4 separate regions of the Homo sapiens genome follow, and all the other regions are linked to region 3. The links are chromatin loops, found by intact Hi-C in ENCODE. Cell type or tissue: dorsolateral prefrontal cortex. All regions are shown on one strand. Region 1 holds the start of LOC105378631 (a long non-coding RNA gene). Region 2 overlaps AK2 (adenylate kinase 2). Region 3 overlaps AZIN2 (antizyme inhibitor 2). Region 4 holds the start of AK2 (adenylate kinase 2).

Region 1 (5,000 bases), 210 kb before region 3:
ACAAAGAGGGGACTGCCTTCTGGAATAGGAGGCACCTGGGGCCTACAGGGACAGAAAAGGTAATTAACTTGAGAGGAAAGCAGGAAGGGCTTCTGGGAAGAGGTGATGCTTGAGCTTAATAAGTACTGACAGTCAGGTGGAAGTTAGCCAAGTGAGAGGAAAGAAACAGAGGGAAAGAGGAATCATTAGCCCTGAGGTCTGGAAAAGTGGAGTGTTTCTGTGGAGGGAAAGCAGGAGAGGCAGAATGTTTATGTGGGCGTTTGCTGTAGGCTCTGAGCTGTGACATTGGGAGCAGGAAAAGTAGAACTAGATTGGAAAGATTGTTCTGAGCTTGCAAGAGAAGCTGGGGCTAGGAAGGGCTTTATTTATTCAACAAACATTTATTGAGCACCTACTAACTGCCAGCAGCATCACAGCTGTGACCAAGACAACAGGGTCCCTGCCCCATGTGAATCTCATATTCCAGGGGGAGAGAAAAGCAATAAACAAGTGAGCTGATGACCAAATGAAATATCTTCAGAGACCGAGAGTGGCTATGAAAACAATGAAGTCATGTGGTGGAGAGTGGCTGGGTGGGGCGACGTTACATGGTGTGGGCTGAGGGGGAGTCACCTGAACTGACACCTGAAGGCAAAGGAGGCAGCAGCACACAGCACAGGAAGGGAGCTCCAGCCCCAGAAGAGCAAGTACCAAGGCCCTGGGGCAGGAGCAAGCTTGCATGTTGGGGAAACAGAAAGAAGCCAGTGAGCCTGGAGCTTTATAAGCAAGAAGGAGGCAGTGAGGGCAGGTGGGATTGGATAACACATGCCTCCAGGTGTGGAAGGGAGGTTAGGTTGATCCCACTCACAATGGGAAGCTTCGAGGGGAGATGAGATGGGATGTGATTTGCATTTTAAAAGGCTCACTTTGCCCGCTCCAGTGTGCAGGCTGGATGGCAGAGAACAGGAGTGGGGGGCCAGGTGCCCTGTGAGGAAGCAAGGAGGGTGCTGCGGTCTCACGGCCAGAAAGGATGCAGTGTTGGCCTGGGTGGTGGCAGGGGACAGAGAGAGAAGTCGATGGAGGATTTGGGATGTTTTTTTTTTGTTTGTTTTTGTTTTTTTTTTTGCAGGAGGAGCTGATGGATCAGACATATAGGAGGAGATGAAAAGGAAGCAGGGCAGAGGTCAGCCCTCCAAAGTCCAGATTCTGAAGCCAGAAACCCCTGGCTGGGTGACATAGGGCCAAGTAACTCTAGCTTTCTGAGCCTAAAATGCCTCCTCTGGTCAGGGGTGGAGAAGAGGAAGAGAGAAAGAAAGAGGTAGGAGGACGGGGGCGGGGGGTGGGGGGGATGGGGAGGGAGGAGGACGGGGAGGGGGGAAGGGAGAAGGAGGAGCGGCAGAATAGAGCCTTCTAATCGGGTAAAGGAGACCTCCTCAAATCTCTTCAGTTCTTCAGAGTCTACACAGGAAGGCTCCCATCCAACAGCACTCAGAGAGGTTGAGAATCTCACCCAGTATCACAAAGCCAGTCAGTGGCAGCTCCAGGCCTCAAAGCCTGGACCCTGGCTTTGCCTTTGGAGACAGATTCTCAGCTGCACACCAGTCACCCAGATTCCTCAGAAACAGTGGGGCCAGAGGCCCCATTTTAGAGGCTCAGAGTGGAAGGCAGTGGAAGAGGTGGAGGCAGCTAGGGGAAGATGAGAGAGGGGTAGAAGGACAAAAGCCTGGGAGTGAAGACTGCCTTTACGTTCACTCCTCAGCTCAGCCCCAGACTGCCGGAGTGACCTTGGCATCTGTTCTCACTGGCGAACAGCGGCCATCCGCAGTGAAGGTCTGACCCTGAGTCTCCAGGGTCGGTCCACCTCCCACAACCCAAGTCCACGGAGGACCTCCCTCGTGGCTCTGCACAGCCTGGGCACAGCCAGCAGAGGGCGCCACCTCAGCCACAGTGAAGCCCACATTGCCCCAGCGCAGGAACAGCCCCAGGAGGAGGCCCCGGCTGGCAGAGGCTGCCTTGCCTGCTGCTTAGCTCTCAGGAGGTCAACTCCCAGGCGAGCCGACCACAGACGCAGCAGCCAGGTAGAGCCTGCATCTTGCTGCCTCTGCCTGTAAACATGTCTCTGAACCTCTCTGAGCCGCAGTTTCCCCATCTATAAATGGGCCTAACAATAGTGCCTGCCTCATAGGGTTCTGTGAGGAGTCAATGAAGATCAGCCACATAAGGGCTGAGTTCCTAGCAGCTGCCATTTTTATTAGCAGTAGTGGCAGTTGTATCATATCTTAAAGCGCCTGACACAAAGTGTGTCCAATCAGTGGTAGCTACGATGACGACAAAGATGATGACGAGGATGTTGCAGGGACTCGGTCATTGCTTGTCTCAAATTTCCTCACCAGGGTGTATCCAGTGCCTGCCAACCTGGGATGCCTCTAGTGAGGGGCATTGCTGCCTTCCTGGCAACACTGCCAGACCATCCTTTTGCTGAAAATTGCCTCCTGGAAGCCATCCCCCTACCTGGCCCACCCAACTCCCCGCTCAGGATGATGCAGCTGGCCCAGCCTCTGGCCTCAGGCCCCTTTGTTAAAAGTCTGCATGAGAGGTCTCAGAGAAGGCTGGAGGACAGATCCAGCAGCTGGACTCATCCCTTTGCTGGAAGGGAAGGGAACCCGGGTGGCTTCCCAGGCAGGAGATTCTCAGTGGGTCTTGTTCTTGCTGCTCAAAGTTCCTTTTCTGCACACTGGGAAGAAATAAGTGAAAGAAAAAATCCCTGTGTTGTCTAAACCTCCCCTCATACCTCCGACCCAGGAATGGCTGGAGGCTGAAGAGGGAATATGATGGCCCAGAGTGACAAGCCCAGGAATGCTGGCATTCTAGTTGGCTCTGGTCCCACCTGCTGCCAGACACACCCATCTGTGTTTGTGGGTCCCGGGGTGAGTGCTTATGGGTCTGGCATCAAGGGGTCTGGTGAGGAAGGCAAGAGTCCAAGGCTTGGAGCCAAACAGTTTGGGCTCACACATTGGCTCAGCCCCGCACTACAGTGTGACCTCTGGCAAATCACTCTCCTGGCATCCATCCCAGCGTGGTGTTTGGGGAACACAGGAGATGTTACATGTGAAGAGGAAAGCGCAGGACCTGGCACGTGCTAAGTATCTATAAATGTTGCAGTGGGTATTATTATAAAGTGCAAGTCCCTCATTTCCCCGAGATGCTCTCTGCATCTGAGTGGGCCAGGGTGGCTGTGGGAGTGGGTTATGTCAGGCAGGATGATGTTCTGACCCACTTCTGGGTCAGCGGGCCAGGGCTTGAAGCGCCATGCCCGTGCCTGCATTTGCAAGGGTGTGTGTGTGTGTTTGGGAGGAGGAAGGGGTGTGCATTGGATGTGCATGTGTGCAAAGGTGTGCATATGCTTGTGTGCATGCACCAAAGGCTGCCCCATCCCAGGCATTCCTGGGGCAAATGCATACTTGCAGGTACCAGTGCAGTCTCCCAGCAGTGATTCAGGAGGCCCTGCTGTTCACTGTTACTATGGAAACAATGAGGCAATCCTCAGCCTCCGGTAGATCCTAAGGTGCCAGGAATGAGAGCTGGCCTGGTCTTCCCAGGGAGGGAGACAAATTGGGAGCACAGGGTTCCTGGGATAGGGCAACCTCGGACTCCGGGTGGGGTTCTGGAACTCTGGGTACCCCTGGACCCTCTGGGAAGTCTTCTCACTCCTCCAAGGAAGCCTGGCCCACTGGAAAGAGCTCGGAGACAGAGCTGGGTTCTAGCTTGCCTCTGGCTCTAACCCCATGCATAGTCTCAGGGAGGGAACTGGGGTGCCAGCAGCAGTCTAGAGCTGGGGTGTGACCTTTCCTCTCACTAGGGCACCTGCCGGCAAAGCTGTGTGAATGTGTATCCCAGAGCCCTGAAGTGTCACGGAGCAGCCTCCTTCACATGCACTACCCTCCACAGTGTCTTGTAGGTTCCCCACAGCAGCTCTGCAAGGGAGGCAAGGCTCAGCTACATGCACAGTCCCTCCGCCCCCAGAGCCACACCACACAGGTGGCTGGGAATTCCAACCACTTTTCTGGGTCATGAGGAGCAGGCTGGGAGGAGAATCCCCCAGGGCTATGGGCAGTGGATGCAGCGTTCAGCCTGGACAACCCCAGCAGAGCTGGGCCGCTGGAAGGCTTCTGGGAGGCAAATCCCGGTTTAGGGGGCACTTTTTAATTTTTATTTCACTTATTTATTTAGAGACAGGGTCTCGCTCACTGCAACCTCCATTTCCCGGGCTCAACAATCCTCCTGGCTCAGCCTCCTGATTACACACCCAGCTAATTAAAAAAATTTTTTTTTTGTAGAGATGGGGTCTCACCATGCTGCCCAGGCTGGTCTCAAACTCCTGGCCTCGAGCAATCCTCATGCCTCGGCTTCCCCAAGTTTCTTTCTTTTTTTTTTTTTGAGAGCAATCCTCATGCCTCGGCTTCCCCAAGTTTCTTTCTTCTTTTTTTGAGATGGAGTCTCGCTCTGTCTACCAGGCTGGAGTGCAGTGGCACAATCTCCGCTCACTGCAAGCTCCGCCTCCCAGGTTCACGCCATTCTCCTGCCTCAGCCTCCCGAGTAGCTGGGACTACAGGCACCTGCCACCAGGCCCGGCTGATTTTTTGTATTTTTAGTAGAGACGGGGTTTCACCGTGTTAGCCAGTCTCGATCTCCTGACCGCGTGACCCGCCTGCCTTGGTCTCTCAAAGTGCTGGGATTACAGGGGTGAGCCACCGCGCCTGGCCCGAGGAAGTTTCTTTTAAAATCTTAATTTGGGGCTGGGCTTGGTGGCTCACGCCTGTAATCCCAACACTTTGGGAGGCAGAGGCGGGTGGATCACAAGGTCAGGCATTCGAGAACAGCCTGGCCATCATAGTGAAACCCTGTCTCAACTAAAAATACAAAAAATTAGGCCAGGCATGGTGGCTCACACCTGTAATCCCAGCACTTTGGGAGGCGGAGGCGGGCGGATCACCTGAGGTCAGGAGTTCGAGACCAGCCTG
Region 2 (5,000 bases), 72 kb before region 3:
GTTTGGGCTTAAAAAGAACATATCTGATTTCAGTTTTATGTCCTGGAGAGAGACTGGGTTTGAATAAATACTGATCAAAATGAATCCAAGAATAGATCACACACTGTTTTGTTCACACTTGGAAACACAGGCAAACATTAAAAATAAAAGCAAATAAACCTACCCTGGTCTCTTTTTGGGGAAGTAGATTTGACTGCTCTCAGATGATCAGCCTGGATGTTCAGAAGACAATCTGAATTCAAAAGGACCTTTCACCTGGTTTAATTCTCTGGCAACAATTCAGTTTTCAAACCCAATTCCCAAATAATTGCTATTTTCAGCATCATGATGCAGATCACAAAAATATTCCAATTTGGCCTGGCTCTTTTTATGACGATATCCTCTCCCAGTAATTTCTGTAACCTGCAAAGTAAGTGCCTTTTTCCTTCCACCTAGGGGGAAAAAATTAATGATCCCTGTTCACACACTGACTCACGTGGGTTTTCATCATGGGTTAGAAAACAAAATGGAATTCTCTGTCCATAATGTGCCATCAGGAACTGTGACCCTGCCTGACTTCACATGATCCTGGACTTCTAATCAGCTGCTGGAAATGGAAGAAATACTATGAGGTTCTGGAATTGCGGTCCCTGGAAGATTACCTGGGTTAGTTCATTTTGGTCAAAAAATAAAATCAAAAGTATGGTTAAAGAAGTAAACAGCTGGGCTGGGTGTAGTGGCTCACGTCTGTGATCCTGGCACTTCAGGAGGCCAAGGTGGGTGGATTGCTTAAGCCTAGGAGTTCAAGACCAGCCTGGGCAACTTGGCAAAATCCTGTCTCTACAAAAAATACAAATATCAGCCAGGTGTTGTGGCATGCACCTGTAGTCCCAGCTGCTCAGGAGGCTGAGGTGGGATAATTGCTTGAGCCCCAGGAGGCAGAGGTTGCCGTGAGCCAAGATCACGCCACTGCACTCCAGCCAGGGTGGCAGAGCGAAACCTTGTCTCAAAACAACAACAAAAAAGAAGTAAACAGCTGGTAAAGCAACCTAGCCTAAAACTTACAAAGTAGCAGAGTGAACACATATGTGCATGCACACACACACACACACAACACACATACACACAGATGAGAGTAGCACACACGCCAAAGATACATCAAGCAAGTGCTTTTTTAATCAATACATCAAATGATATTTTTGCTAGCCTGAGGAAGCTTCTCTTTGCCTGTCCTATCATTCCCACCCATTGCCTCACAGGGATGGAAAGAAATTCCTTCTTGGACCCAACATTAGATAAACATAACCAAGTCTTTACATGTGGCTTTGGAGAAGGCTGCTAGGATGCTTGCGAACACGACATCGGGGGTCTGGGATGCATCGATGGCGGAGTGGATCCCCCGTTTCCTGTAGTACTCTATGAGTGGGGTGGTTTGAGTGTGGTAGGCTTGCAGGCGGATTTTCAAGGCCTTTTCATTATCATCTGATCGACGGATCAAGGGTTCCCCGGTGATCTGAGAACAGGAAGACAGCAATGAAAGGCTGGGACTGTTAGCAAGGTTTTCTTATTCCATGCCAGATGCAGATTTGAGATGGGACCATTCTGCCCAGGATGCTGTCTGTTCCCAAAGCCCATCAGAGACAAAGACAGGCAATCCAGACCCTCTCCAGTGAAGAACTTTGCTACTCCCAGGAGCAGAGCAGCTGGTGAACAGAAGTCAGAGAGTTTGTCAGAAACACCAACTGTGAGGAAAGGGGCTCATGAGGGGAAGATAGGCAATGACTTTCTCATCTTTGTGCTCAGGCGATTCAGCTTCCAAGATAAACACTTCTAGGGTCAAAAGTAAGGAAGTCAAAAAGGCCCCTAAGACCAGAATACATCAAAATCAAAGATACATTAGCAATTGTAATCTTAGTTGCTTAAATATTTAGTGTATTTACTAGAGTGTCACCCATCAACATTCTAAAAGTGGCAAGTAAAATAAGAACTTTCAATGGTAGAATTAGCAACTTTGCAAAATGTGACTAAGTTGCCATAACGGCTCTGGAACCTGTATTTATAGAACCTGAATGACCTGATGAACTTGTTTCATAGGACAAAGGTAAACCCAGGAAATTCTTACTGTTGCCTGCATGCTTTAAAACAAACCATATAGACTCTTTATGGCAAATGGTGCAGTGACCATGTATGAAACCCCAGGACACAGTACAGCAGCAATAACTATAAAAAGAATATTTTTCTGGAGGACTGGTCATCAAACTTCTCTTCAGTGCCACACTCTTCCCACTCTCCAATTGTAGGCTTTTAAGAAAGCTTCTCCTGATTAGCTGATCACTTAGGTGGCCATGATGCCAGAAAAGGGGCTGCTCTTGACAGAAGACAGGTACAATCTGGGCACTGCAAAAAGCTAGCACCACTGGAAGCAACCTTGAGGCCAAGCAATAAACCACCTGAGGAGACACTGAATAGATCTGACACAGGCCATGTGATTTACTTGATAGTGTTATTTTTCATGACTAAGTTAGTAATATTGGTAGAAATAAAAGGAAGATGGAAAGAATAAAGGAAAAAGAAAAACAGTGAAGAAAGGGGAAGGAAAGAAAAGGAAATTTTTTGTCCTGAGTTTACATACGTCATCTTTCATGGGCTCTTTTGGAGGGTTGAACTCCTCGTGGTAGGAACGGCCACTCTTGGGGTGAATCAGCCTGAAAGACAGCAAATGAATATGAGTTAGGTTAACTGACAGTACGCGCCTGCACTCCACTCTAGGGGGCTCCAGAATGACAAGCAGAGATAGGGACGCTGGATGCAAGGACCCAGCACCCAGCAGAAAATCCAGCTAAATAACTGGGCTTCCAGGAGAGCTTATGCCAGCGGCAGAGTATATTTTCTATTTTGACCAAACATTATTATGAGTATCTGGCTGAAGAGCAAACTGCTGGCATAACTACCTAATTCAGGACTTGAGAGAAGGAACTCTGGTGCTGGTCTCACACAGCCATCCATTCTGTTCACCCATTTACTTAACAAACATTAATAAGTATTCCATTCAAGCCTTAAGCTGAATTCAGAAGCTACAAAGCAATGAGTAATGATCCCTGCTCACAAGTAGTGCTTAGTGGGAGAGACAAATGTGGAAATAAATAACAAACGTGATAATCCTTTAACAGAGATTTGTACAAAGTGCTATGGGGGACAGAGGACAAAGAAATGAACTCTATTTTCTAACCTAGTTTGGTTACAAAACCAGGAAGGTACTAACAGGAAAAATAATTCCCATGGATGCAAACACTGCCAGATAATGGAACACATCTTTTCAATCACACAGATAAAAGATAGCCTAACCCTTATGGAGCAATATTCAAGTAATCGGGAAAAATGACTTATTAAACAAGTCATGGAATATAGAGCTCAAGAACAGGCATTTATTTGGCACTGAATGTATAGTGGGCAGCTGCATCTGTGCTGAGTCCCTACAGACAACAAGCCCATGTTCCTGACTGGGAATGGCCACACCACAGGAGCCTAGAAACCTAAGGAAAGGAGGCAGGCCAAGCTCTGCTCAGCAGCCAGGCCTTGCTTCACTTCTGTGGTTTCTCAATTCTCTGCCAACCAAGTGTTTGTTTGCTTATTTAACTAATGGTTGCTTTTCTCATGAAGGTCTATTAGACTAGAGCTCCCTAATATTTTTCACCATTTGGCAGGCATAGCAATATTTGGGCCGGGCCCAGCAGCTTATGCCTGTGATCCCAACACTTTGGGAGGCTGAGGGGGGCAGATCACCTGAGGTCAGGAGTTCGAGACCAGCCTGACCAACGTGGCGAAACCCCGTTTCTACTAAAAATATGAAAAATTTAGCTGGGTGGCAGGCACCTGTAATCCCAGCTACTTGGGAGGCTGAGGCAGGAGGATCGCTTGAACCTGGGGGTGGAGGTTGCAGTGAACCGAGATCATACCACTGCACTCCAGCCTGAGTGACAGAGCAAGACTGTCTCAAAAAAATAAAATAAATAAAAATTCTATTCAATTCTATTTAGACTATTGAAGTAGCACCTCTGTAAAATGTGCTACTTTCTTTTTTGTTAATCACAGCATATTTTGGGGGGACAAGATGGTCCATTTGGCATAAAGTGGCACTGGGTTATGGGCAGGAGGGAGGTGACAGTAGAGAAAATAAGCTATAGAGTCATCCCTTGGTATCCATGGGGGGATTGGTTCCAGGAGCCCCCTCTGTGGATACCAAAATCCATAGATGCTCAAGTCCCTGATATAAAATGGTACAGCATTTCCATATAACCTATGCATATCCTCCTGTGTACTTTTATTTTTATTTTATTTTTGAGACAGAGTCTCCCTCTGTCACCCAGGTTGGAATACAGTGGCGCGGTCTCTGCTCACTGCAAGCTCCGCCTCCTGGGTTCACGCCATTCTCCTGCCTCAGCCTCCCAAGTAGCTGGGACTACAGGCGCCCACCACCAAGCCTGGCTAATTTTTTGTATATTTAGTAGAAACGGGGTTTCACCGTGTTAGCCAGGATGGTCTCGATCTCCTGACCTCGTGATCCACCTGCCTCAGCCTTCCGAAGTGCTGGGATTACAGGTGTGAGCCACTGCGCCTGGTCTATTTATTTTATTTTTTGAGACATGGTCTTGCTCTGTTGTCCAGGCTGGAGTGCAATGGCAATGACCATAGTTCACTGTAACCACAAACTACTGGGCTCAAGTGACCCTCCCGCCTCAGTCTCTGGAGTAGCTGACTACAAGCATGCGCCACCATGCCTGGCTAATTCTTTTATTTTATTTAATTAATTTATTTTATTTTATTATTATTTTTTGAGACAGAGTCTCATTCTGTTGCCCAGGCTGGAGTGCAGTGTCATGGTCTCGGCTCACTGCAACCTCTGCCTCCCAGGTTCAAGCAATTCTCCTGCCTCAGCCTCCTGAGTAGCTGGGATTACAGATGCCTGCCACCACGCCCGGCTAATTTTTTGTATTTTTAGTAGAGACGGGGTTTCACCATGT
Region 3 (5,000 bases):
AGCCTACAGCTGGAGTTTTAGCCGCATTGAGGGGAGGGATTGGGGCTAGATCAGAGCCTTGAATGCCAGGCTGAGGAGTTTGCCTTCTGCCCTGTAGGCTTGGGGAGGCCCAGAAAACTTAGCAGCAGGGTAGCTCTGTGGCCAGTACTGAACCTGGGTCAGGTACTTGGAAGGATCACGGATGGCATGCACAGGGTGCGAGCTGGATGGGGTCTCACATTCATCCACTTCTTGTCATTCAGGACGAGGTAGCTGCCTTCTTCGTGGCTGACCTGGGTGCCATAGTGAGGAAGCACTTTTGCTTTCTGAAGTGCCTGCCACGAGTCCGGCCCTTTTATGCTGTCAAGTGCAACAGCAGCCCAGGTGTGCTGAAGGTTCTGGCCCAGCTGGGGCTGGGCTTTAGCTGTGCCAACAAGGTGAGCCCTGCCCGCACGGTGCACTGACCCTCCATGCCCACTGAACACACACATGGCCAGGCTAGTCCAGGTGGGCTCTGGGGAGCAAGAGGTACCTGTAGTTGGTCCTTGCCCTCTGGGAAGACCACCCACTCAGGAGGGGTCTCAAGGGATGAGGGAGGGAGAAACGAGCATGGAATTTGTCAGCCTTGAAGTTCCAGATTGGAATCTTCTTTGTCCCTGGTAGAAAGCTCATCTTTTTAATGGAGATTTGCAAATTTGTTTGGCACAGAGCTATACATGATGTTCTTCTAATTAAAACAAAAGCGTCTCCATATTGTTGGTTTCTTTTCTTTTTCCTTTTATAATCATAATAATGTGTGGCGGTGCATTTTCTTAACTAGTCCTTGTAGTTTTGTTGTTGCCACCAATTCTGTCTTTCTAATTTGATTTCTGCTGTTGTCTTCATTCCCTCCTGCTCTCTTTAGATTTATTTTTTTCATTTTTTGAGATGGTGTCTTGCTCTGTCACCCAGGCTGGAGTGCAGTGTTGCCATCTTGGCTCACTGCAACCTTCGCCTCCCGGGTTCAAGTGATTCTCCTGCCCTCAGCCTCCCGAGTAGATGGGATTACAGGTGCACACCACCGTACCTGGCTAATTTTTTGGTATTTTCAGTAGAGACAGGATTTCAGCATGTTGGCCAGGTTGATCTCAAACTCCTGAACTCAGGTGATCCACCCGCCTCAGCCTCCTAAAGTGCTGGGTTTACAGCCGTGAGCCACCGCGCATAGCCACTTTAGATTAACTTTACTTATCTACTGTCATTCAGTATCTACTGAACTCCTACAGCGTGTAGTCACTGTGCTAGGCAGGGCTAGCAATACAGAATTGATAGACTGCTGTCCTTGAGTTGAATGCTTAGTTTATTTATTTCTATTCTGTCCTTGCTAGATAAAAGCATTTAAGCTATAAAGTTTCAACTAAGTAGAGCTGAAAGTATCTCATTTATTGATTCAGCAAATATTAATTGGGCATCTCTTCTGAGGCCAAGCATTATTCTAGGTGGGGATTTGGCAGTGAACAAAATAAAACAACAAAAGCCCTTCCTTCATGGAGCTTGTTTACAAAAAAAAAAAAAAAGATGAAATAAAGAAAATATTTAGTATTTTAGATGGAAAATGCTGTAGAGAGAAAGCAGGAAAGGGAAGTAAGGAATGTTGGGAGAGAGGATTGTACTTTTAGATAGTTTGGCCAGGGAATGGTTCACTGAGATTTGAATACAGACCCAAAAGAGCCAAGGGATCAAGCCAGGTAGATAACCAGGGAAAGGGCATTTCAGGCAGCAGGAACAGCAGGTGCAAAGGCCCTGAGGTGGGAGCAAGTCCAGTGGGCACTGCTTTGTGATATTGTCATTAGCACTATTTTCTTGGTGGTTAGTAATGGTTGCGTAATATGGCTGGATGTTGTGAGGAGAGTTCTAGAAAGGACTCCTGGAGTCCTGGGCAGGATGACAGGGCTGGAGCGACTCCAGGTTGGGGAGAGGTGTGCACTTGGCCGGGATGGTCAGAATGAGCAGGTTAACCTGTAGCAGGGACCGAATGTTAATGCCTTTCATGGTAGATGAGGTGCTTCCTCTTATCTTTGGGCTAGTTCATGCTTTGCACACCTCGTTTTGTGCATGTCTTCCACGAAGCTCTGTGAGGCACACAGTGGGAGAGACTGCCGTTCTACAGTTGAGGAAACCATGGGGTCAGCCATCTGTGGGTAGCAGAGCCAGGACGTCCTCGTTTCCCACTTCTTCCTGCGGTGCCCTGGGCCTCCACGTGGGATGAAAAGGAGCAGGATCCTTTCAGTCCCCGAGGTCTAGGGTGAAGAACAGGACCAAACCCCACTGCCTAGAGTTTTCTGCTTCAGGAACCCCAGGGGGAGGAGCTTGGTTCTGTAGAAGAAAGGGCAGAGTGAGGTGTTAAGGCTGAGAGAGACCTTGATGACAGCGGGGACTGGAGAAGCATCTGCCCTTTGCTGAGTGTGTCTGTTGTGTCAGGTACTTTGCCAAGTGTTTTCTGTACACGATCTCATTTTATTCTCACAACAGCCCTGTGAGGTAATTACTATTTTTTTTAATGGGGATTCTGACCGTAGCCTGGTGAGGACACATTTAACGTATAAGGAAATGAGAGATGGAGGTTCCGCATCAGGGTGGTGGCAGCTTGAGTCCTGCTGAGTTGCCTTGGACTCTGTTTTTTCCAAGGTGGCTGGGGAGAGGATGGCTGAGCTGGGATTCAGCCAGTGATGGATGCCCTCAGCCAACTGCAGGGGCGAGGAGAGACTTAAGCCCCCTCCCTGTGATGGGATCATGCAGACCCTTTGGTGCGCTTCTGGAGAGGTGGCTCCCCGACTTACAGCTTTTCTTGGAAGGCCAAGGCTGCCCTCTTCTGGTCGTCTGTAGTGGGTGGCCATGCTTAACAGCGTTGTGCCTTAGTGGACACTGACCAAGGGCCTGGCGTAAGCTAGGGCTGGATGTGCAGACAGACATGCGTTGGACGGGGGCCAGGGCCACAGCTTGCTCGGGGACTCTGGTCTACCCAGCCACCTGCCCGAGGACCACTGTATCATCTCTCCTGTCCCAATCGCTTGCCCTCTGTCTCCCTCAGCATCCTCCCATCTTAAAAAGCCTTTGCTGGGCAGCACATCCTCTTCCAGCCCAATCCCTTGCTCTCTTTTCGTGACCAAACTCAACCAAGTTGTCTGCACTTGCCTGTCTGCCCCCATTTTTTCTTTCCTTCAGTACTCCTTCCTTAAGCCATTGCTTCCCAGCCTCCACTTTCACTACTCCAAAGAATTTTCTCTTACCAACATCCCCAGTGAGCACTTACCAACATCCAGTGAGCACTTTACTTTAAACATGGATTGTGAACTAATAATACATGCAAATAACACATTGATTCATTCACCCCAAAAGAAACTAGGACATCAGCTTTATGTCTCCATAGATAATCACCAGGATGGTTTTGGTGGATATGTAGTATTTTTTTTTTTTTTTTGAGATAGAGTTTCGCTCTTGTTGCCCAGGCTGGAGTGCAGTGGCGCAATCTCGGCTCACCGCAACCTCCACCTCCCGGGTTCAAGTGATTCTCCTGCCTCAGCCTTCCGAGTAGCTGGGATTACAGGCATGTGCCACGATGCCCGGCTAATTTTGTATTTTTAATAGAGATGGGGTTTCTCCATGTTGGTCAGGCTGGTCTCGAACTCCCGACCTCAGGTGATCCACCCGCCTCGGCCTCCCAAAGTGCTGGGATTACGGGCATAAGCCACTGCACCCAGCCATATATATATATATTTTTTTTTGAGACAGAGTCTTGCTCTGTTGCCCAGGGTGGAGTGCAGTGGCGTGATCTCAGTTCACTGCAACCTCTGCCTCCCAGGTTCAAGCGATTCTCCTGCCTCAGCCTCCTGAGCAGCTGGGATTACAGGTGCCTACCACCATGCCCGGCTAATTTTTTGTTTCTTTAGTAGAGACAGGGTTTTACCATGTTGGCCAGGCTGGTCTTGAACTCCTGACCTCATGATTCACCTGCCTTGGCCTCCCAAAGTGCTGGGACTACAGGCATGAGCCACCACACCCGACTGGCAATGCATTCTTTAAAAAAAAAAAAGACTCAACAGTAACATATGGTCCTACTTTTAAAGGCTTCAGAAGTGTATAAGATGAAAGAGAACACTGCTTCGACCCCACCTCATCAGGCACTTCTTATAGCTGAGACAGCTCCTTCCTGTCCAGACACATGTCTCGCTGTGAGACGAGATTTGCATTTACAGGAATAGCTTTCTAATCTGCATATTGCTCTCCATCCCTTGGAAACGTTCTCCATCCTCACCTCTGCAGGTCCCGGGTACCATCTCTCCCCATCTTCTGCCACTCTCTAAATGGTAGCATTCTTCTGAATTCCTAGGCCTCCCTGTCTTGTAAACCCTCCTTCTTCTCAGAAGAAGGGTTATCTCCTCCCATGGCTTTAAATACCATCAATATGCCACTGCTTCCCACATTTTAATCTCCAGCTCAGACCTATATATCCAGTTGACTTGATACGAGGAGATGCCTGGAACCCGGCATGTTCAAATGTGCTCCTGATGTCCCCTTTCCCCGTCATGAAGGGCCCCCTCAGTCTGCTGGGTGTGGGAGTTCCCTCTGACGTCCTCGTCCTCATCACCACATGCAATCTATCACCCAGCTTGCCAGTCCCACCTCCAGAACACATCTCCCCACTTTTCTGGAGCTGGCTCTGTCATCTCCCCCAGGGCGATGGTGATAGCCACTGACTGTCACTGTCTATTCCCCCAGAATCCCCTTGGGCCCTCCTTCAGGTAGCCAGATAGACATGTAGACCTTATATTTAAAATGCAAATCTGACCATGTCGTTTCCCTTCCTAACCCTTTAGACTCTTTCCCATCACATGCAGGGTAAAACATGTTTCCTTGGCAGCTCTGCCCCTCTCCCTCTGACCTCATCGTCCTCACTGCACTAACTTGCTCTTCTTGAGCCACTGCAGCATTCTCTGTTCCTTGATCAGGCTGAAGTGCTCAGCACTGCTTGCCTCAGAACC
Region 4 (5,000 bases), 50 kb before region 3:
CCTCAGCCTCCTGAATAGCTGGGACTACAGGCACACACCACCATGCCTGGCTAATTTTTGCATTTTTTTGTAGAGATGGGGTTTCGCCATGTTGCCCAGGCTTGAACTTTTTTTTAAACTCCACAAAAATACATACAATCACCAGTATTCCTATTGTTACAACTCTGGAAAGTGTACAGAGGTTAAATGACTTGTGTAAATCTTATCCTTTCAACTCCCAGCTCTAATCACATCTCCTCTATTTCTACAAAGCCTTCTCTGACCAACTCTCATCTTCATGCACCCTTATCAATCAACTCATTAGTATAATGTTCTTCTAAACTTCCTGAATAAATCATGTCTTACACTGAAACATCCAAGTTGAAGGAGGGGAAGGGAGATGTGTTACTAAGATAAAAGGGAGTCAAAATTTATTGAGTACCTACTATATAGCAGGCTGTCATCTAGGTTGTGGGTGCTTGATACACACACACACACACACACACACACACACACACACACATATATCATAATTTTCCAGTATCATTGTGAATGTTTAGTTGATGAGGGCAAGAACTTTATCAGTCTTGCCCAATGCTTTATATCCCCAATGTTAGGTGCTCATGAAATGCTGAATGAGCAAGGTAGGTATTATCCCCATTTTTCAGGTAAGAACACTGAGGCTCGGAAGTTACATAGCTAGCTAAATTATAAAACCCTTGTCCCAGTACTATACTAGTATAGGTTGTCCATTCCATAATTACTGAAATTATTAACTTCAATATGAGTTAAGAAAAAAATCTCAGGGCATAGTGGCTTGTGCCTATAATCCCTGCACTTTGGGAGGTCAAGGCAGGATGATCGCCTGTGTCCAGGAGTTCAATACCAGCCTGGGCAACATAGCAAGACCCTGTCTCTACAAAAAATTGTTTAAAAATTAGCTGGGCATGGTAGCATGTGCCTGTACTCCCAGCTACCTGGGAGGGTGAGGTGGGAGGATTGCTTGAGCTCACACCACTGCGCTCCAACCTGGGCAACAGAGTGAGACCCTGTCTCAAAAAAAAGAAAAAGAAAAAGAAAAACAATGAAGCATTTGAGCTACTGTTTATACTTGATCACTCACAGCAAAAGTCTGCAGAGTCTAAGATTAAACTTCCCTAAGCTGCAGATTACCCAATAAATGAGTGTGGCAGCAACAGGAAAGAGATGTCAACAACGCTGAGGATAAAGGATAAAGGGATCAGGTACAGGTAAGCTCCAAAGAAGAATCATCTCAGTCTGTGGAGAGAAAAGAAAGCTGTATTTTCTGACTTAGTGCCCAGGTCACAGGAATGAATGGAGTGTTCCAGAACTTCTTTCTTTATCACCCACATTAATCTGTGACATTCATCCACTTCCACTAACCCCATCAAGGGCCAAGTAATGTGCTAGGTGCCACAAGGGGTACCAAGAATGAGTAAGATGGTCTGTTTGCCAAGATTTTTAAAACTTGGCAAGTGCTAGGAAGAGAAAAGCGGGCACAGGGCAGTCCTCAGATTCCCTTTCATTTGGGAGCTCAGACTTCCCTCTTTGAAGCCTAACAACAGGCAAGAGCCAGAGGCTTAGGGCCCCAGGTGCAATGCCAGACCCCAAGCAAGAAGGGGACATCAATAATCCAACCTGCGGGCTTCCAAATCCGAAATGAGATCATCGATCCCAACCCTAATCTATGGCCCCATTATGTCCCAGATCTAGAAGGGGCCCAGATCCCAAGTGAGGCCCCTGTTGCCTGCTAGGGCAGATGGTAACTTCAGACTCTAACTCCATGGTTCCTGAGGTCTCAGGCTCATGAAACTCATTTCACTAATTTGGGAAAGCCACCTGACCTTTCTGGGCCTGTTTTTTAACCTGTTGATTGATAAAGTTAAAATTTCAAGTTCCCTATAAACAACAACAAAATAAAAAAAGGAAAAAATAAATAAAAACCAAAGGGAAGGAAGATACAAACAAACAAAAATAATAAAAACAAAATAAAAAAAAATTCAAGTTCCTTTTCATCTAAAATCATTTGCGTCATCCCAAGCTGCTTAGCCTTCAGTAGCCTCAGGTCCTAACTCCAAGCCAGGTCCCATGAGCACTCCCAACCCTTATTGTGGACACTACTCAAAGGTTGCGACTCATGGGTCTCCAGGCTATAAACCAGTTCTACACATTCACCCCCAACTTTCAAACAGGGAGAGCCTTAGGTTTCCTCCCATCTCAATTCAACTGGCTCACACAGCACATGTCACCTCTCACTCTGCCCCACGTGTTGGAGATGCTTCTCCTCCCCTCCCCCTAAGTCATAAATCATTATCAAAATCTCCCGACCTCCAGTGCCTGGAATGTAACCCTGATTCTGGACAATTCACCTCCAACTCGCAGGTAACCTGGGCCATAAAGCTAATTGCCTCCATTCAGCCTGTAATCTAGATGCCTCGGCCCAGGGCTCACTCTACCCCTCAAACCTTTCCAGTCTCTAGACCCTTAGTGGAATTAATCAGCCCTCACATTCCCTAACCCAACACTTCAACACTGAATCCCTCGGGCACTCCAATCCTAACTCAGACTGCCCCGACCTCCAATTTGGACCCTCTCCGAAATGCCCCACCAGAACCGAGACCCCGGCCAGCGTTCCCCGCAGGCCTTAGTCCCCGGCCCGCTCCGGGCAGGTCCAGGGCTTCTAGATCTCCGGCCGCCTTGACCTTGGAGTTCAGCAGGCTCCGCCGCCAAGCCCAGTCCTGCCGCTCACCTGGGTCCCTTTACCGGCCCCGGGAGGCCCCAGCAGCACGGCCCGGATGCCTTTAGGATACTCGGGTTCTGCCGCTGGCACGCTGGGAGCCATGTCCGCCGAAGTCTCTCACTGCCACCAGTTCGCACGCCTCACAGGTCCAGTGCTTCCCAGGTCAACGCACGCACGCCACGCACGTCCCACTCGCCGCTCACACTGGCCCATAGCCGCGTCCGTCAGCCCGTTCCGCCCGCCCCTGAGCACGACGGACTCTTCACCTTACCAACTGCACGGCGATACTGAGGAACTTTGCTTTTGATTGGACAGAATTGGTGCGGGATAAGGAAGGGGCGGGCCAGCATGTACTAAGGGTGGCGGGTGTGCGGAGTGGGCGGGAAAACGCGAAGGAGGACAGGAGGTCAGGCCGGAAGGTATACTTCGGCATTTGACAGTTGACGACACCAGCAACAACATTGAAATCCTATTAAATTGCGCGTGGGAGTTTAAATGGGTAAAATCACTCTTAGAAGACAAATTAGTAATATGTTTCAAATACCCTTTGGTCCAGCAATTCCACTTCCACGAATTCAATGGATAAAATCAAGGATATGAGTAAAGATTCGTGTAACAAAGTTGTTAATTGCAACACTTAGCCCAAAAGCCCGAGAAAAACCATAAAATAAAGGCAATACTCCAAATGTCCAACAATAAGAGATTGGTTAAATAAATTGCAACCAATTTGTATCCTGGAATACCCCTGTTGTATAAGATAATTTAATCATGCGGGAAAATGTTAGCAAAGCGAGATACAAAATTGCAGTTACAACAAAATCCGAATTTTGGCCGGACGCGGTGGCTCACGCCTGTAATCCCCACACTTTGGGAGACCATGGCGAGCGGATTACCTGAGGTCAGAAGTTCGAGACCAGCCTGACCAACATGATGAAACCCCATCTCTACTGAAAATACAAAATTAGCTGGGAGTGGTGGCATATGCCTGTAATCCCAGCTACTTGGGAGGCTGAGGCAGGAGAACTGCTTGAACCCAGGAGGCGGAGGTTACAGTGAGCCAAGATTGAGCCATTACACTCCAGCCTGGGCAACAAGAGTGAAACTCCGTCCCACTCCCCCCCCAAAAAATCCCGATTTTGTTTATTACAAGTGTAGACCGCTGTGTAGTGTGATTAGAGGAGCACCTCTCCTTTGTATATTTTAATAGATTTTTTAAAGTTCTATGGTAAATTCTTAATAAGTTTAAAAACTTAAGTTTAAAACAAGTTTTACCTTTATATTAAGAAAAACGTTAACCTTTTAAAGTCAGGAAAAGATAGTTTTTCTCAAAAGAGATGACCCTCTTGGATAGGGAAATAATTTCTACAGCTTTTTGGTGTGTGAAAGTTTCATCCAGCTCCAAGGGCCTCTTTGGACCTTTAGTTAAGAGTGTGTAATGAAACGATTATGTTTCCCCACAGGCTCCTAACAACTCATTTTCTACATCTTGATGATGAATTTGCTATCCCTTCAGCTGTGGTCTCTTCTTTTTTTTTTTTTTTTTGAGACGTGGTCTCGCTCTGTTGCCCAGGCTGGAGTGCAGTGGCGCGATCTCGGCTCACTGCAAGCTCCACCTCCTGGGTTCACGCCATTCTCCTGCCTCAGCCTCCTGCGTAGCTGGGACTATAGGTGCCCACCACCACGCCTGGCTAATTTTTTTTATACTTTTAGTAGACACGGGATTTCACCGTGTTAGTCAGGATGGTCTTGATCTCCTGACCTCGTGATCCGCGCGCCTGGGCCTCCCAAAGTGCTGGGATTACAGGCGTGAGCCACTGTGCCCAGCCCAGCTGTGGTCTCTTCCTTACCACACAGAAGTCAACATTCATTTCTCATCGCCACGCTGGACTTTTACAGTGTACCTGCTTAATCTTGTTGGATACTCCCAATGACATTGAAGGAAGAAAGGATTGTTATGTCTATTATTCAGAATGGAAGCTGAGGCCTGAAGATACGTAGTGACCAAAGTCACACAGTAGCAGACTCACAATTAAGACTGAGGATGAGCCAGGTCCAGTGACTCACGCCTGTAATCCCAGCACTTTGAGAGCCTGAGGGGGGGGCAGATCACCTGAGGTCAGGAGTTCGAGACCAGCCTGGCCAACATGGCGAAACCCCGTCTCTACTAAAATTACAAAAAAATTAGCCCAGTGTGGTGGCGCATGCCTGTAATCCCAGCTATTAGGGAGGCTGAGGCAGGAGTATCGCTTGAACCCGGGAG

The links. A loop is a pair of places that touch in the nucleus more often than their neighbours do. Peaks named below come from ENCODE experiments on the same cell type or tissue, not always from the same donor. Only the 100,000 strongest peaks of a DNase experiment are listed, where the experiment ranks them.
Region 1: it touches region 3 in a loop (4-fold over the local background); 57 of 110 quality-filtered maps call a loop at or near these places.
Region 2: it touches region 3 in a loop (5-fold over the local background); 5 of 110 quality-filtered maps call a loop at or near these places.
Region 4: it touches region 3 in a loop (2.0-fold over the local background); 15 of 110 quality-filtered maps call a loop at or near these places.

Annotation. Positions count from the first base shown.
Region 1 is chr1:32,874,919-32,879,918 of GRCh38, forward strand. LOC105378631 (a long non-coding RNA gene) reads left to right here and starts at 1,051. Exons shown (of 3, transcript XR_947160.4): 1 at 1,051-1,297. RefSeq lists an enhancer at 1,700-1,869. In dorsolateral prefrontal cortex, CTCF peaks have their summits at 1,894 (motif pointing right) and 2,097; DNase peaks (open chromatin) are centred at 1,907 and 3,441; H3K27ac peaks cover 1,079 bases.
Region 2 is chr1:33,011,911-33,016,910 of GRCh38, forward strand. It overlaps AK2 (adenylate kinase 2), which reads right to left. Exons shown (of 6, transcript NM_001625.4): 5 at 2,612-2,684; 6 at 1-1,492. The coding sequence ends at 1,271. Among named protein-coding and RNA genes, the nearest start is that of AK2, 22 kb to the right of the region's middle. In dorsolateral prefrontal cortex, a CTCF peak has its summit at 2,760; a DNase peak (open chromatin) is centred at 2,739; H3K27ac peaks cover 3,095 bases.
Region 3 is chr1:33,083,712-33,088,711 of GRCh38, forward strand. It overlaps AZIN2 (antizyme inhibitor 2), which reads left to right. Exons shown (of 12, transcript NM_052998.4): 5 at 243-416. Among named protein-coding and RNA genes, the nearest start is that of AZIN2, 5.1 kb to the left of the region's middle. RefSeq lists an enhancer at 385-884. In dorsolateral prefrontal cortex, CTCF peaks have their summits at 2,837 (motif pointing left) and 3,036; a DNase peak (open chromatin) is centred at 2,840; H3K4me3 peaks cover 1,353 bases; H3K27ac peaks cover 3,563 bases.
Region 4 is chr1:33,033,987-33,038,986 of GRCh38, forward strand. AK2 (adenylate kinase 2) reads right to left here and starts at 2,897. Exons shown (of 6, transcript NM_001625.4): 1 at 2,750-2,897. The coding sequence starts at 2,842. RefSeq lists an enhancer at 2,716-2,875. In dorsolateral prefrontal cortex, a CTCF peak has its summit at 3,072; DNase peaks (open chromatin) are centred at 2,995 and 3,594; H3K4me3 peaks cover 2,225 bases; H3K27ac peaks cover 1,177 bases.